2 separate regions of the Homo sapiens genome follow, and region 2 is linked to region 1. A link is a loop called in an ENCODE intact Hi-C map of the cell type or tissue named here. Cell type or tissue: gastrocnemius medialis. All regions are shown on one strand.

Region 1 (2,500 bases):
AGGAAGCTAAAGCAGGAGAATCACTTGAACCTGGGAGGTGGTAGTGGCAGTGAGCCAAGATGATGCCACTGCACTCCAGCCTGGGTGACAGAGTGAGACCCTGTCTAAACAAAACAAAACAAAAAAAAACACCTTCCCCCTCCCCCCATGAATCTTGTGGGCACCCTTTAAAGGAAGCTCTCCATGTCTCTTACCCATATTTCTCTGACTCTACAACTCAGAAAACTGTCCCTGACCTCCGTAATTCAGAGACTCATCCAACAGACATCCAATCCAGCTCCTGCCCAATTTGTGGCCCACCTAGACTGTACACTTCTTTCAGTTCTTTCTATCATTCATCCTTGGAACCAGCCACCTCCTCTGCACCCTGGATCTCTACTTTAACTCAGTCCTCAGAACCTAATAGCCTTAGGCAGGGCTCTACATCTACTAATTCCACAGATGTTTCTAAGCACCTACTATGTGTCAGACCCAGCATGTCCTTTGTTTCATCTAATCCTCAAATTCTCTGAGGTAGGTGTGATTATCCTTACTTTACAGATGAAGAAACTGAGGTTCAGGGTGGTAGCTGACTTGCAGAGGTCTCTCTGATTCTGTGTTCTCATGGAGTTTGGGGGTGGGGGGAGGCTTGGGGAGGAAAAGGTCTTGTCCACTCCAGAGGCCCCTGTGACTTGCTGAGTCACTTGCTTCTGTCACCTGTCCCTGTCAATCTCTGGGAAGGAGAAATGACACTGGAGAGGCAGAGAGGAGTGACCACAGAGGCAGAGGGGTGGGCGGGCTGGCCCATGGCTGAGACCTCTCTCCCAGAGCTGGGGGGAGAGGACAAAGCCACGCCTTGCCCCAGCATCCTGGAGCTGGAGGAGCTCCTGCGGGCAGGGAAGTCTTCTTGCAGCCGTGTGGACGAAGTTTGGCCCAACCTTTTCATAGGAGATGCGTGAGTGGTAGCTGGCCAAGGGGCATGGGGGTGGGGACGTGGAGAGGCAGTTCTTGGTCGCTTTACCAGACACAGGAGGGTGGAAACAAGGAGAAATAGCTCTGCTCTGACCATCCCAGGCCAGGGACCTTCTCCAGGACCCCCGGGGGTGCTGAGGTCAGTGCAGTGACCAGGTATGGCCACCAGGGAGAGCAGGGACTTCGCCTGCCTGAAAGCAGGGAGTCTCCCAGGAGTTCCAGGAAACATTTCCAGGACAACTGTCAAGTGTAGAGGCAGAGGCCCAGGAAATAGTATTTGGGGCATGAGATAAGGTAGACAGAGAGCCCCCTGTTTCTGGGCCCAGCCTCCCTCCTCTGGATACAGACGGTGGAGAAGCCTGACTGAAGGTGAATCAGAGAAGGTGTTGCCTCTAAACATTTGTAGGTTAGAAGCAGGTATGAGGTGGTAGCCAGTAGAGGACGGATATGCGTGGGAGGACATGGGGCAAGAAGGGAGGGGCAGCCAGGTTCCAGGGCTGAAGCAATCCCTTCCTTCCTGTCCTGGCCAAGGCAGGGACAGATGCATTGAGGAAGCAAAGAGGGTCTAAAGATCCCCCGACACACACACCGCCGGCTCAGCCACCAGAAAGTGCGGGGCTCTGGGTATAGGGCTGTGGAGTCAGACCCCACTTGGAGCTTGCTGGGGTTGGACTCTCTTTGGACCCTAATGGCTCGGTCCCTCTGCAGCAGGGGGCCAGGCACAGCCTCCCTCCTGGTCCCATGGCTTGGCCGGCATCAAGTGCCCTTCCTGCCCTCCCCAGGGCCACGGCAAACAACCGCTTTGAGCTGTGGAAGCTGGGCATCACCCACGTGCTGAACGCCGCCCACAAGGGCCTCTACTGTCAGGGCGGCCCTGACTTCTACGGCAGCAGTGTGAGCTACCTGGGGGTGCCAGCCCACGACCTCCCTGATTTTGACATCAGTGCCTACTTCTCCTCTGCGGCTGACTTCATCCACCGTGCCCTCAACACGCCTGGGGGTAGGACTTGGGGTCCAAGCCCATATCCCATCTTGCTCATTCATGGGGAGGATGCCTCATTTCCTCTCAGTCATCAGTGCCCTCCCATCCCTGCTTTTTAAAAATCCTCTGCTTAGGCCGTGTGTGGTGGCTCATGCTTGTAATCCTAGCACTTTGGGAGGCCGAGGTGGGTGGATCGCCTGAGGTCAGGAGTTCAAGACCAGCCTGGCCAACACGGTGAAACCTCGTCTCTACTAAAAATACAAATATTAGCCGGGCATGGTGGCACCCACCTATAATCTCAGCTACTCTGGAGGCTGAGGCAGGAGAATTGCTTGAACATGGGGGGCGGAGGTTGCAGTGAGCCGAGATCATGCCACTTCACTCTAGCCTGGGCAAAAGGGCGAAACTCCATCCCCCCCCGCCAAAAAAAAGTCCTCTGCTTAGTGCTCCAGCATTTTGTCGAACCCGATTCCTTCCCAGATGGGGAAACTGAGGCCTGGAATACAAGGTCATGCCATGAGTTAGGAGCAACCCTGAGGCTGAAAGCCATTTCTCCCAAACAGCAGA
Region 2 (2,500 bases), 220 kb after region 1:
TGGCATTCTCAGCTCTTCATGGTCCGGCCCTAGCCTACCTTTTTCTATTTTACTTCCTACTGCTTCCCTTTAATAGACGTGTACTCCGAGAAAACTGTACTACTCAGCTCCTCACATTCTCCTGTGTGTATTTTTGTTTGTTTGTTTGTTTGTTTTGAGACGGAGTCTTGCTCTGTCACTCAGGCTGGAGTGCAGTGGCCCGGCTAATTTTTTATATTATTAGTACGGACGGGATTTTGCATTGTTGGCCAGGCTGGTCTCAAACTCCTAGCCTCAAGCAATCTGCCTGCCTCAGCCTCCCAAAGTAATGGGATTACAAGTGTGAGCCACCACACCCGGCCTCCTGTGTGCATTTGTAAATGGTGGGCTCACCTCCCTTTTCTTCTGAATATCTCCTTAAAAATTACATGTCCAGGCCAGATCACTTGAGGTCAGGAGTTCAAGACTAGCCTGGGCAACATGGCGAAACCCCATCTCTACTAAAAATACAAAATGAGCCAGGCAGCTGGCATGTGCCTGTAGTCCCAGCTACTGGGGAGGCTGAGGCAGGAGAATCACTTGAACTCAGGAGGCAGAGGTTGTGGTGAGCCAAGACTACACCACTGCACTCCAGCCTGGGTGACAGAGTGAGACTCTGTCTTAAAAAAAAAAAAAAAATTACATGTCCAAATTCTCCCTTTCCTACAGTGACCAGCTCAAATGGCATCTTGGCCAAGTGTCCTCTCCTTCCTCTGCCTCCCACAGTCCTGGCAATGAGCTATACTCCATACACCTTATCCCTTCTTGAAGAGTCATCTTTGGTCAAAAAGTCACTACTAAACTGTGAGTTCATCTTCACAACACAGCTTTTACTTATGGGGAGACACTCACACTATGCCCTGTTTACACAGGATCCAAGCAGAGCCTGCCTCCAACCTATGGCAGGTCATCTCCTGCCTGCCTTGTGTAAATTCCTCAGATTTAAAAGCCCATTTATTCCTTTGGCTCTTTCCCACTAGGGCTTAGCTCTCTCCCAAAACAATGAATTTTCCTTTCAATGACATTGGATAAGGCTCCTTGATTTGATCTATTTTCTGCCTCCCATCCACTGAGCCTTGCTCCAGGGTATGCCCAGTCCAGTATAAAAAGCCTGGCACCACCTTGTGGGGAGAGAATTTCAACCTCTTTACACAGATGCAAAGGTCCCCATGAGGCAACTGGCCCTGAATTCTGGAGTTCGGCTCCTCCCTTCTCTTGGACCTCAGTTCTCAATTCTCTCCCACTGAATCTTCACAGCTACTTAACTTCTTAATGAAGCTGAACGCTCTATCAACCATCCAGGCCTTAAAGTTCTCAAAGCTGAATATCAAGCATAATCACCCAAGTAGAGAAATGGATCAGACATCAGAGACATCCAGGCAACCTTATCTTGTCTAAAATTATATCTTGTCTAAAAAATATAAATATGTATTTTTAAAATTTTTCGTTACACAATAATGGAATATAATTTCACTGTAAAAAAAATTTGACAACATAGATGACACAGACAAAGTCTCCACTGACACTTCCTCAATCTCGTCCCATGTCTGTCTTAGAGTCCTTTATCCACGTATTTACATATCATCCTTCATCAAATCTAAGATCTTATCACTTGTAATGTGCACTATGCTTCACCAAGAGTTTAAATTAGTAAACTATGTCACCAATTGTTAGATACGCTGATTTCAGAAATGTTAAAAAATCTGAAAAGCATGTTTTAGAATTTACAAATACATATAAATTTTGAGGTTTACAAATATAAATGTAATAATTTTATATTTTTTCTCACTAAAAACGTATCTGAGAGAGCCTCCCACATCAGCTGCATAAAGATCTATACCACACTCTTACACACTTTTTAGGTATCGCATTCTATATGCTGGCTGTACCACTGTACATTTAATCATTCCAATATTTCACCATTCCAGTGCTGGAATGAGCATGTGTTCAGGTGTATTTCACTAGACACAAAATTACCAAATTAAAAGTATGTGATTTTATTTTCAAAGATACAGCCAAACTACCTTCTCCAAAAAGGTCTGAACAATTTATATGCTCAGAATATGAAAGTACACCCATTTTTTCTCATTGCCGCCAAAGAATATTATTCTCTTTAATTTCTGCCAATCTGATGGGATAAAATCATATCTAGTTGCTTTAATGTGTAATTCACTAATTATTAATGAAGTTAAGCATCTCTTTGTATTTATTGGCCATTTGTTCCCTTTCTGTCAATGCCTTTTTATATCTTTTGCCCATTTATTCTAGTGTTTTCTTATTAATATGCAGAAGCTTCTTTATATACTCTGTATTTATCCTTTGTGTATTGCACATGGTCTATTTTCTCCTAGTCTGTTATTTGTTTTTTAATTATATTTGTGATTTTGTCTTTGGTGATACAGACATTACAATCTTTTAATGGTCAAATTTATTCATCACTTCCCAGCTATACCCAAGATTACTTACATGTACGTAATACTTT

Evidence for each region. Peaks named below come from ENCODE experiments on the same cell type or tissue, not always from the same donor. Only the 100,000 strongest peaks of a DNase experiment are listed, where the experiment ranks them.
Region 2: it touches region 1 in a loop (6-fold over the local background); 4 of 110 quality-filtered maps call a loop at or near these places.

The regions. Positions count from the first base shown.
Region 1 is chr10:75,107,443-75,109,942 of GRCh38, reverse strand. DUSP13A (dual specificity phosphatase 13A) reads left to right here and starts at 786. Exons shown (of 3, transcript NM_001007271.3): 1 at 786-934; 2 at 1,734-1,951. The coding sequence starts at 786. It also overlaps a transcript of DUSP13B not described here and a transcript of SAMD8 not described here. In gastrocnemius medialis, a CTCF peak has its summit at 1,104 (motif pointing right); DNase peaks (open chromatin) are centred at 702, 1,122, 1,422, 2,402 and 1 weaker place; H3K4me3 peaks cover 2,094 bases; H3K27ac peaks cover 2,500 bases.
Region 2 is chr10:74,888,198-74,890,697 of GRCh38, reverse strand. All of the region lies in intron 3 of KAT6B (lysine acetyltransferase 6B), which reads right to left. Among named protein-coding and RNA genes, the nearest start is that of KAT6B, 63 kb to the right of the region's middle. In gastrocnemius medialis, a CTCF peak has its summit at 1,134 (motif pointing left); no DNase peak of the experiment used is centred here; H3K27ac peaks cover 1,684 bases.